2 separate regions of the Homo sapiens genome follow, and region 2 is linked to region 1. Evidence: chromatin loops called from intact Hi-C (ENCODE). Cell type or tissue: gastrocnemius medialis. All regions are shown on one strand. Links, peaks and the distances in the headings refer to the core of each region. The heading gives the core; the rest is flanking DNA.

Region 1 (8,623 bases), core at 2,833-6,832:
CACTGCTTTGAATGCGTCCCAGAGATTCTGGTATGTGGTGTCTTTGTTCTCGTTGGTTTCAAAGAACATCTTTATTTCTGCCTTCATTTCGTTAGGTACCCAGTAGTCATTCAGGAGCAGGTTGTTCAGTTTCCATGTAGTTGAGCGGCTTTGAGTGAGATTCTTAATCCTGAGTTCTAGTTTGATTGCACTGTGGTCTGAGAGATAGTTTGTTATAATTTCTGTTCTTTTACATTTGCTGAGGAGAGCTTTACTTCCAACTATGTGGTCAATTTTGGAATAGGTGTGGTGTGGTGCTGAAAAAAATGTATATTCTGTTGATTTGGGGTGGAGAGTTCTGTAGATGTCTATTAGGTCTGCTTGGTGCAGAGCTGAGTTCAATTCCTGGGTATCCTTGTTGACTTTCTGTCTCGTTGATCTGTCTAATGTTGACAGTGGGGTGTTAATGTCTCCCATTATTAATGTGTGGGAGTCTAAGTCTCTTTGTAGGTCACTCAGGACTTGCTTTATGAATCTGGGTGCTCCTGTATTGGGTGCATAAATATTTAGGATAGTTAGCTCCTCTTGTTGAATTGATCCCTTTACCATTATGTAATGGCCTTCTTTGTCTCTTTTGATCTTTGTTGGTTTAAAGTCTGTTTTATCAGAGACTAGGATTGCAACCCCTGCCTTTTTTTGTTTTCCATTGGCTTGGTAGATCTTCCTCCATCCTTTTATTTTGAGCCTATGTGTGTCTCTGCACGTGAGATGGGTTTCCTGAATACAGCACACTGATGGGTCTTGACTCTTTATCCAACTTGCCAGTCTGTGTCTTTTAATTGCAGAATTTAGTCCATTTATATTTAAAGTTAATATTGTTATGTGTGAATTTGATCCTGTCATTATGATGTTAGCTGGTGATTTTGCTCATTAGTTGATGCAGTTTCTTCCTAGTCTTGATGGTCTTTACATTTTGGCATGATTTTGCAGCGGCTGGTACCGGTTGTTCCTTTCCATGTTTAGCACTTCCTTCAGGAGCTCTTTTAGGGCAGGCCTGGTGGTGACAAAATCTCTCAGCATTTGCTTGTCTATAAAGTATTTTATTTCTCCTTCACTTATGAAGCTTAGTTTGGCTGGATATGAAATTCTGGGTTGAAAATTCTTTTCTTTAAGAATGTTGAATATTGGCCCCCACTCTCTTCTGGCTTGTAGGGTTTCTGCCGAGAGATCCGCTGTTAGTCTGATGGGCTTTCCTTTGAGGGTAACCCGACCTTTCTCTCTGGCTGCCCTTAACATTTTTTCCTTCATTTCAACTTTGGTGAATCTGACAATTATGTGTCTTGGAGTTGCTCTTCTCGAGGAGTATCTTTGTGGTGTTCTCTGTATTTCCTGAATCTGAACGTTGGCCTGCCTTGCTAGATTGGGGAAGTTCTCCTGGATAATATCCTGCAGAGTGTTTTCCAACTTGGTTCCATTCTCCACATCACTTTCAGGTACACCAATCAGACGTAGATTTGGTCTTTTCACATAGTCCCATATTTCTTGGAGGCTTTGCTCATTTCTTTTTATTCTTTTTTCTCTAAACTTCCCTTCTCGCTTCATTTCATTCATTTCATCTTCCATTGCTGATACCCTTTCTTCCAGTTGATCGCATCGGCTCCTGAGGCTTCTGCATTCTTCACGTAGTTCTCGAGCCTTGGTTTTCAGCTCCATCAGCTCCTTTAAGCACTTCTCTGTATTGGTTATTCTAGTTATACATTCTTCTAAATTTTTTTCAAAGTTTTCAACTTCTTTGCCTTTGGTTTGAATGTCCTCCCGTAGCTCAGAGTAATTTGATCGTCTGAAGCCTTCTTCTCTCAGCTCGTCAAAATCATTCTCCATCCAGCTTTGTTCTGTTGCTGGTGAGGAACTGCGTTCCTTTGGAGGAGGAGAGGCGCTCTGCGTTTTAGAGTTTCCAGTTTTTCTGTTCTGTTTTTTCCCCATCTTTGTGGTTTTATCTACTTTTGGTCTTTGATGATGGTGATGTACAGATGGGTTTTCGGTGTAGATGTCCTTTCTGGTTGTTAGTTTTCCTTCTAACAGACAGGACCCTCAGCTGCAGGTCTGTTGGAATACCCTGCCGTGTGAGGTGTCAGTGTGCCCCTGCTGGGGGGTGCCTCCCAGTTAGGCTGCTCGGGGGTCAGGGGTCAGGGACCCACTTGAGGAGGCAGTCTGCCCGTTCTCAGATCTCCAGCTGCGTGCTGGGAGAACCACTGCTCTCTTCAAAGCTGTCAGACAGGGACACTTAAGTCTGCAGAGGTTACTGCTGTCTTTTTGTTTGTCTGTGCCCTGCCCCCAGAGGTGGAGCCTACAGAGGCAGGCAGGCCTCCTGGAGCTGTGGTGGGCTCCACCCAGTTCGAGCTTCCCTGCTGCTTTGTTTACCTAAGCAAGCCTGGGCAATGGCGGGCGCCCCTCCCCCAGCCTCGTTGCCGCCTTGCAGTTTGATCTCAGACTGCTGTGCTAGCAATCAGCGAGATTCCGTGGGCGTAGGACCCTCTGAGCCAGGTGTGGGATATAGTCTCGTGGTGCGCCGTTTCTTAAGCCGGTCTGAAAAGCGCAATATTCGGGTGGGAGTGACCCGATTTTCCAGGTGCGTCCGTCACCCCTTTCTTTGACTCGGAAAGGGAACTCCCTGACCCCTTGAGCTTCCCGAGTGAGGCAATGCCTCGCCCTGCTTCGGCTCGCGCACGGTGCGCGCACACACTGGCCTGCGCCCACTGTCTGGCACTCCCTAGTGAGATGAACCCGGTACCTCAGATGGAAATGCAGAAATCACCCGTCTTCTGCGTCGCTCACGCTGGGAGCTGTAGACCAGAGCTGTTCCTATTCGGCCATCTTGGCTCCTCCCTCTCCAAGCCTTTCTTGAATCTAGGTAGAGCCATGTGACTAGGTGCTGCCAATAGAATATGCATGGTAGTTATTGGGTTCTCCAGGCTGAAGCAGTGAATGAGTGGGTGTCCCCTTTTTCCTTGTTCCCTCTCTCTCTGTATCTCACTGTGTGTGAGTGTGTGTGTGTGTGTGTGTATGGAAGCTGGAAGAAAGCTGAGGCCAGGGGAGAAGGTGGAGAGCCATAAGATGTTCATGAGCATTACCTGACAAGTACCCGCTTTTGTTGCTGTGTGAAGAGTAAGTGAAATTTTTATTTTGTTAATTCAAGGAGATTTTAGGGGTCCATCTGTTATAGTAGCTACCCTTACCCTAAATGGTACCCTGGTTTAGGCCAGTCATGATTCATCCTCTGAAAGTAGAGTGACAGGGCCTATTTTCCTTAAGTTCTTGATGTCTCCCTGCTCTTAACCTATTAATTGAGCCTCTGTTACCAGGTATAGATATTATAACAATAGTAGAAAGTGTCTCCCACAGTACGTCATAACAATTTTTGTATGCCTGTTGAAAATACAGAGCCCTTAACTCTTCCCCAGGATTACTGAATTAGGCTCAGCTGTCTACATATTTAAAAGTACTCTAAATGATTCTAATGTACCCTGAATTTGGACACAACTGCTCCATAAGGTGTCATGGAGCAGCAACCCATGGATCATCAATGTACCGTCCTCCTCCAGAGCATTGATGTGCTGAGAAGTAGAAGGTATTAGAGGCAGAAGCCATCATTCCTTACAAGGGAGAATGGGAGTAGTGGGTCTTGATGCCGACAGCAGACACAGGGATGATGTCCACCGTAACCTGGATAACGTCATAATAATGTAACATAGTAAATATGATTTAAAGGAGGAGTACCTTCAAAATAAGACAGGAAGAAGCCTGTCAAGTCACTCAAGCTCTTCTTTGCCCCAAAACAGTTGCCTATGACACTTTACCAAAGCATTATTACTTAAAGGTTTTAAAGTAACATAGACCAGCAGCACCACCTTGCATGCCATATTTGAGCTTTTTAAAGAGCCCATTGCCTAGTAAGGGTACATGAATTCAGTAAGGCATAGGTCTGCTAGACACAGGCATTCAACGCTCTGGAGGAGATTATATGAAACTAAGAGTTGAGAGTCACTTTTGAGTGATGTAGCGACGCAAATAAGAATTTTCAAATCTGTCAAAATGTAGGCTGTTAAGTTTGACCTGGGGCACTAAGTCTGAAGGGTTAACAGAGAAGTGATGAGCCAATGTAAAGCTGTATACACACGTGCACACACACAGGAGCTGGGTGAGAATGTTCATAAAGCAACAGGGAAATGTGGTTAGTGAGCACCTGGCAAAATGGCTTTACAAATGCTTTCCCTGAGTTTTAGGTAGAGGAATGTCTTGTTGGTGTAAGCATACAAACCAAAGAGCTCTGAAGTAATTCACTATTGCCTTGAACTTTAGGTGACCCAAATCAAGGAATAAGGGATAGCTTAATTTAATGAAAGTAGAAGGTAAAAAAAAAAAAAAAAAAAAGTTCAGTCTATTTGGTAAGAAAACCTCTTTGGCAAACAGCAGACATGATGTTGCTGATGGAATCTTTAAAGAGGTAGCGGATTTGGTGAAGGACTTGTGTTTGGCATGGAAGGGCTGGGCAAGAAGAACCCTCTCCATTGCATAGCAGAGGGTTCCCCCTTTCAAGCGTGCTTAGGGAGATGGAGTTAGTGGCTGAAACACAAATTTAAGCCCTTTGAAATGTAATATCCTACGCCCTCTGGTGGTTACATTTTTTAAAAATCGTACTAAAGAAAACAGGTTGAAGAAATCATAGAATGCCAATTACAGGAATAACAGGGATCTTAAGTGTCATTTGTCAGAGCTGTATTCAAGATGCCCTTATCGTTAGTTAAAGGTGTCAGCCCCTGAATCAGAAAGAAAAAAAAAGCCTTATTTAATCAGTTTTGCAAATGCTTGAGAAGTCAGCTTTCTCCCGGTTTTTCTCCATCACTTTTCAGGAACTTTTCCATTATGCCTCTGTCGTCAGAATACTTCCGAGATTTGGAAGATAGTGACTCCACTTGGGATGGCTCTGAGGTCCTGCTCCTTCTTGGTATTTTGATAGAAAAGCCTTTTGCCACTCAAAGGGGAATTTCTAAAAGAAACTTCAAACCACACAATTACTTTAAAAGGGTGATCACACAGTAATACATTGAATGATGCCTGGCCAGGATCTAACAAACTTGTCTGTTTCCCTCTTTGTTGTGTCTGGGAGACAGAAAGACAGCCTGGCCATTCTCATGGCAAACTGTCATTAAATTATATCAAGTGTAAATAGTTGTGACTGACACTGTTAACAAAGAACAGGAATCCAGGAACAAAAGGGCACTTCAATGAAGATTAGATGTTCCTTAAGCAACAGATTTTAAGGACCTAGATTCCATAAAATTAGAGTTCTGATTAAGTCTTATAGATATATGTGTATGACATATGCAAGAGGACTTAGATAAAAATTTCAGAGAAAAATTGAATTAAAGATAAAAATTAAAAATACAAGCTTTGTCAACATAAGCTTCCTCAAGTTCAGGACACTTTTGTAAGTGATGATACCTGCCATTTAGTCCACCTATAAAAAACCGATGGTCCTTGGAATTTAACCATGTCAATGCAGTGTTTTTTCCATATTAGCTGAAGAAAAATAGGTACCTTAAAATTTTTTGTTTTAGGATCAGAAAACAAAAAGAAGTCAGAAGGATCCAGATTAGGACTGTAACATGGATACTTAATGATTTCCCATTAAAACTCTCATAAAATTGTCTTTGTTTATTAGAGGGATGAGCAGGAGCATTGTCCTGGTGGAGAAGCACTCTTTGGTGAAGCTTTCCTGTGTGTTTTTCTGCTAAAGCTTTGGCTTTCTCATAACACTCTTATCATAAGCAGATGTTATTATTCTTTGGCCCTCCAGCAAATCAACAAACAAAATGCCTCAAGCATCTCAAAAAACTGTTGTCATGATCTTTGCTCTTGGCTGGTCTACTTTGGCTATGACTGGACCACTTCTATTTCTTGGGAGCCATTATTTTGATTGTGCTTTGACAGCAGGACACACTAATAAAGCCATGTTTCCTCTCCTGTTACAATTCTTTGAAGAATACTTCAGGATCTTGATTCTATTTGTTTAAAATTTTCATTGAAAGCTCTGTTCTTGTCTGCAGCTGATTTGTGCACAACAGTTTTTGCACCTATCAAGGGGAAAGTTTACTCACCTTTAATTTTTCAGTCAAAATTGTGTGGCTCACGCCTGTAATCCCAGCACTTTGGGAGGCCTAGGCAGGTGGCTTACCTGAGGTCAGGAGTTCGAGACCAGCCTGCCCAACATGGCCAAACCCCATCTCTACTAAAAATACAAAAAATTATCAGGGTGGATGTGGTGGTGGGTGCCTGTAATCCCAGCTACTCGGGAGTCTGAGGCAGGAGAAGCACTTGAACTGGGGAGGCAGAAGTTGCAGTGAGCTGAGGTTGCACTCCAGCCTGGGCGACAAGAGCGAAACTCCGTCTCAAAGAAAAAAAAAGAAAAGCAAGAAAAAAGCCGTGTAAACTAAACGAATTGAAATATCTATTGTGTTGGCTGTTGGTTCTGCTATTAATTGGTGGTTCTCTTCAATTAAGGCATAAACAAAATTAATTTTTTTCTTGCAAACTGATGTCGATGGTCTGCTCCTTTGGGCTCATTTCAACATCATCTCATTGACAATTTAAAGTGAGTTACTCATTTATAAATTACTGATTTATTTGGGACATTGTTTCCATAAACTTTTCATAAAGTGACAATGATTTTGCCATTCTTTCGCCCAAGCTTTACCATAAATTTGATGTTTGTTCTTGCTTCAATTTTGGAAGAATTCATATTGCTTTGATAGGGAATCATTTCAAACTCATGTTTTGTAATTCTTAGTGCCTCTAATTAGATCCTGTTCAGTCATATTGTAACAAATTGGTACAAGTTTATTTGGTGCAAAATTTTTTTTGAAATCTATACGTAGATTTTGCAAAATAAACATTTTCCATAAAGCTTCTGACAACCCCTTATTTATAGCAAGATCTTTATTTAGCTAGATATGTAAAGCTAGAATATACATTCATACAATGCAAACAGCATAATATATGTTTAACAAATATTTACGAATAAATCAAAGGAGGAGAAATCTGAAAAGGTCTTATATTTTGTGCCTAGATTTTTCTGAAAATTCATTTTCTAACAAATCATACGGTGATTTTGATTTGGTGGTGGGAAGAGTGGTGGGTGGGTTGGAGGATGTTGTTAAATTGGAGAAAATTTAGATTCAGAGCAAAATAAAAGGTATCTTTAAAACATTTTTTGTTTTTTAAATTTGTTTGTATTTTCTATTTTCATTTTTTTCTACATTTAAATAAGAAAGTTTGTATTATGCAAATCCCAGGAACTGTATTAAGTTGAATTATCACTATAGAGGTGAATGGTTCCGTAAAATACAGTTAGTGGAACCTTGTTAAAAACACCCTAATATCCTAAAATGACTTTGAAATGTGATCTGAAAACCCTGTCATTTTCCAGTTTGAAAATGTAGAAATCTAAAACCAATTATAATAGAGAAAAAAATTTAAGTGAATGTGATTTTGTGTGTTGTTAGGAGTCCCTTCACTTTCCTGTGTACAATTGGCTTTCCTATATGAAAGCACTTGCATTTGATGGCCCGTTTATAAGGAAAACCTTTGATTGCAACCTTTTGGAATTCGTTATGTTTATTTCCAGCTGGACATCAATTTAACTGACCATTGTGTTTGGCTTCCAGTTATGAAATGAAGGAATCTCTAGGTTTAAAAATCCTAATAATTGTTTCTGAAGCAGCTTTAACCACTGGCAGTCCAGCAGATATTCACTGAGGCACTAGTATTTCTCTTGAGTTAAAAGAAAAAGAAAAAGAAAAAAGAATGAAGAAAAAAAAGGAAGGAAGGAAAGAAGAGAGCTGGAGAGAGGGAATGAGGGAGGGGGAAAGGAGGGAGAGAGGGAGAAAGGGATATTTAGCAGCTCTGTAGATTTCTCTTAAAAAGAAACACTTAAACAATGTACTTTCACACATTTGTCCAGTGCAGTTACTGGCATATAACTGATTCACAATAATGATTTTTAATTAAACTCTTGGTCCCAGTGCAAAAAATAAATATGCCCAGAAAATAAAAATATAAAAGCCTCACCAAAACTTTAATAACTTTAATAAACTTTTATTATGTTAATTGACATATAATTGCACAGATTTATGGGGACCAGTGTGATGTTTTGATACATGTATGCAATGTGTAATGATCAAATCAAGGTAATTAGCAAATCCAAACCTTAAATACTTATTATCTCTTTGTGTTGAGAACATTCAAAATTCTCTCTTCTGATTGCTAAAAAAATAGAATAAATTGTTAACTACAGTCACCTTACAAATGCTGTGAAACACTAGAACTTATTCCTTCTATCTTGCTGTAATTTTGTTTTGGTTAAACAACGTCTCCTTATCCCTGCTCACTTTTCATCCTTTAGTAACCACTATTCTACTCTCTACTTCTATGAGATTGACATTTTAGCTTCCATATATGAGTGAGAACATGCAGTGTTTATCTTTCTGAACCTGGCTTATTTCACTTAACACAGTGTCCTACAGATTCATCCACATTGCCACTAATGATAGAATGTTACTCTTTTTTAATGACTGAATATTCCATT
Region 2 (4,000 bases), core at 1-4,000, 1.0 Mb before region 1:
TGCCACCACATGTGCGATTAGGTTTTAACCTGTGGATTTTGGTGGGGCACAGACATAGTTATATATATATTACTTTAAAAAAATCAAGTGAAAGAGATACGTTATTTGAAAAAATATATACACAATACATATAGCCTGCACAGTTTTCCACACTGTATTGCAGGGGAGTATTACCTTGTTTGTTGAGGACAAAATAGTAAATAGAGCTTAAATTACCCAAACAAGGCAGTTAGATTAGTTATGAGAGGACCTCACAGCTGTGAAGATTCACCGTCATTAGCAGAGACCTTGCAATCCCCTTTAACTGGAGGAACGGCCACTAGATTCTACCTGGAAATGGACTTGTGCTTTGAATTGAAAAGCTTCCTGTCTGTGTTTAGCTAAAAATTGCTCAGGTCTATTAGCATGGGACAGTAGCCCAGTGACACTTGTTTTATTGAGTTCTGGACTGTTCATGTTTTAAACAAGGATAATTCTAGATGGGCAAAGTAGCTTTATAATGTATACCCTGTTTCTTCTTAAGGCAAATTTTAAATTTGTTATGAAAGGAACTTGATCCATTACTGTGTCCAAGAAAAGACAAACACAGAAGAAGGGAAACCCCACGGAGGCATTGATATTTGTTGTAGTTAACCGGGTCTTCTTGGCCTTGGTGGCATGTTAACAGCTTATAACAACTCACTTGGCAGCTGGTGCTACCCCCATCCCCAGAGACTATTGAGCTAAGAACGTTATCTCAATTGTCTTCCCAGTTTCTCAGTTGTCTGTCTTCTTTCCAGCCTGAAAGAATAAACCCAGAGCTCAACCAGAAGGGATACAGTGTGAAGTCTGACATTTGGAGTCTGGGCATCACGATGGTAGTGTATGCCAATCATCATGAACTATGAGGTTGTGGGTAATGAAACTAGAATGAGGTGGACGTTGGGTTCAAGAAACAAATGCCCTAAATGCTGGTTTGGGGCGCCCTCTCCTGCTGAGCTGGTAGGAGATTTTGAGTAATAATTGTTTGTATTGTGGTACAATAAAAACACTGATATGGGATTGGGGAAACCAATCTTTCTCTTGATTCCACCTCTGACGAGCTGTATGCCTTTTTGAGTAATTGTTACAGTCACATGGACTATCTTCCTATCCTCCTCTGTAAAACGAGAGGATCTGACCAGATTCCTTATAGTTTAAAATTAAATTATTCGAGCCAAGGCAAGAAGCTTAAGCTGTGCAAAGAATGCTAATGTGCGTGAACCCTGATAGGGCCGTGTTATCCAGGACATAGACTATGCTTCCCAGGATATTTTTATTGGAGAAGTAGAAGTCAAAGTCTGATCAGGTCAGTGTATTAGTTCGTTTTCACACTGCTGATAAAAGCATCCCCAAGACTGAGTAATTTAAAAGAAAAAGAGGTTTAATGGACTCACAGTTCCATGCAGCTGGGGAGGCCTCACGATCATGGCGGAAGGTGAAAGGCACATCTTATATGGCGGCAGACAAGAGAGAATGAGATGAGACAGCCAAGTGAAAAGGGAGATGCTTCATAAAACCATCAGATCTCGTGAGACTTTTTCACTACCATGAGAACCATAGAACAGTATGGGGGAACCACCCCCATGATTCAATTGTTTCCCACTGGGTCCCTCCCACAACATGTAGGAATTATGGGAGCTACAATTCAAGATGAGATTTGGGTGGGGACACAGCCCAACCGTATCAGTCAGGTATATCCTCAATACATGATAACCAATAGGATGATTTCCTTAGACACAGCCCTAAAGTTATATGATTTATTCATAACTTATTCATAACTTTGGTGATTGTAAATTTCATAACTTTGGTGGTCATACATTTTCAGTGGATCACCAAGGTCTGGAATTATCCACTGTGGTCCTGGCTCCTCCCCAGGCACAGCAGCTGAATAAATCCCATGAGTTATTTCTCCTGCCTGCCCAGAAAGCACATGATCCTGTAATGCAAAGTGGCCTTTTCTCAAGTCCAAAAAAAGATCTGTCATTTGGTTCTAGGTTGCTTTTTCTCCCTGTCATTTCACCAAGGGACCTGAAGGTGGCAGTAGATGCTCGGCTCTGGAAAGATCTTAGGCTGGGAATTACTTGTCAGACCAAACGTTTGAAATCCTCGTAGCTTTACATCCTGAAGTTTAATACGGTTGGCTTACAATTTTTATGAAGTGCCACAGTGGGTTTTAGTGAGGGTCCCCATTTTAGATAGGCTTAAGTGGCTGTGTCTAGTAAGTAATATTTAAAAATCCCTAGCACTAGGAATTTGGGGAAAATTGCTAGAGAACAAATTATTAGTTTATTTCCTGCCCCCCTACCCCTGGACTTATACTTGAACTTTGCCTTGTGTTTCCTGCTGTCTATCCACAAATGAAACGTGGGTGATTCCCTAAAGCAGCCCTGTTGAAACTGTTGTCTCCTTTTTTCTTCTTTTCTCCAGATTGAGTTGGCCATCCTTCGATTTCCCTATGATTCATGGGGAACTCCATTTCAGCAGCTCAAACAGGTGGTAGAGGAGCCATCGCCACAACTCCCAGCAGACAAGTTCTCTGCAGAGTTTGTTGACTTTACCTCACAGTGGTAAGACAGCCTCACCTCCCAAGTGTCAGTGTGAAAGAAGAAGATGAGTTCTCATGAATTTCTTCCATCGGGGTTGAATCCATCATGCATACATTCATTCCGAAAGCATTTGTGGAGTATGCCCTCTCTGCTGGAGAAGCAAAGATGACCGTATCACACTCCCTGCCCTCACTGAGCCCAAAGTCAAGTAGAGAAGTCTCATAAATGAATAATTATAGTATAATGTGGCAAGTCCAGTGATAGAGATAGGGGCATAGGCGATTTAAGGAACTCAGAGGGAAGACCTCAGGATAGGCTTTTCTGGAGGAGATAAATCTGGAGCTGCGATCACGAGAGGAATTTTCCAGACAAAAGGGAAATAGGAAAGGAAACATATTCCAAACAGAAGGAACATCATTCACAATGTCACGAAAGCAAGAAACTCCTTTATGTGAGCTTTAAGCAATTTGATGTTGATTAAAGCATAAAGAGAAAGCTGATAGGACCCACTAGAGGCCTGGGGATAGGAAGTAGAGGCAAAGAATTACTTTCGGTGAGAAGATAGTGGGTAGTTTGAGAGTGTTTCTTAGGTCCCCAGAAGTCTTGTAGAACCTTGGTTGCTACTGAATACTTGCTAACTGTGGAGAAACTTGCCCACCATAAGAGACAATGCTGAAGTTCTGGGAAGGGAATCCAAAGGAAGTTGGGGTGGAAAGTGGGAGGGAGCCATACTCATGAGGTGAACTATATTTTCATGAAAACTGCCAGGGCAGTCAAGAAAAGCAAGAGGGGAAAGTATTCTCTAGACAATCCAGTAATTTCTATCTGCATAGAGGTCATGATGCCTAGCATGGCTTGATAGTAATGATCATGGCAAGTGATGCTGGAAGCAGGATGCCAGAAGTGAAGCACACCCCTGAGCCAGGTTAGCGTATTTGGCCATCCGGGAGAAGTAGATGAGAATTAGGAGGAAGGGGGCTCGGAGATGGTGGCAGGCCCAGCTGTGACCCTGGGAGGGGAGCCGTTCTGAGTACTCACTGCTGGGGAAGGGCCTGGAGCTCTGAAGGCTGTTTGAGGTACTGAGGAAGCTGAAGGAACATCTTCCCCGTGGCTTCATTCCTCAGCCTCCATGGTTTTTAGAAGTGCTGTGAGGCAGGGCACCCGCGCCTGTAATCCCAGTACTTTGGGAGGCCAAGGCGAGTGGATCACCTGAGGTCAGGAGTTCAAGACCAGCCTGGCCAAAATGGTGAAAACCTGACTCTACTAAAAATACAAAAAATTAACTGGGCATGGTGGTGGACAGCTGTAATCTCGGGAGGCTGAGGCAGGAGAACCGCTTGAACCTGGGAAGTGGAGGCTGCAGTGAGCCGAGATCACGCCATTGCACTCCAGCCTGAGCAACAAGAATAAAACTTCGTCTCAAAAAAAAAAAA

What was found. Peaks named below come from ENCODE experiments on the same cell type or tissue, not always from the same donor. Only the 100,000 strongest peaks of a DNase experiment are listed, where the experiment ranks them.
Region 2: it touches region 1 in a loop (12-fold over the local background); 35 of 110 quality-filtered maps call a loop at or near these places.

Annotation. Positions count from the first base shown.
Region 1 is chr17:70,547,976-70,556,598 of GRCh38, forward strand. No RefSeq gene overlaps it. Among named protein-coding and RNA genes, the nearest start is that of KCNJ2, 380 kb to the left of the region's middle. In gastrocnemius medialis, for the core only: a CTCF peak has its summit at 4,668 (motif pointing left); no DNase peak of the experiment used is centred there.
Region 2 is chr17:69,524,122-69,528,121 of GRCh38, forward strand. MAP2K6 (mitogen-activated protein kinase kinase 6) reads left to right here. Exons shown (of 12, transcript NM_002758.4): 9 at 780-857; 10 at 2,449-2,588. Among named protein-coding and RNA genes, the nearest start is that of MAP2K6-AS1, 41 kb to the left of the region's middle. In gastrocnemius medialis, for the core only: CTCF peaks have their summits at 2,050 (motif pointing right) and 2,256; a DNase peak (open chromatin) is centred at 1,960; H3K27ac peaks cover 3,114 bases.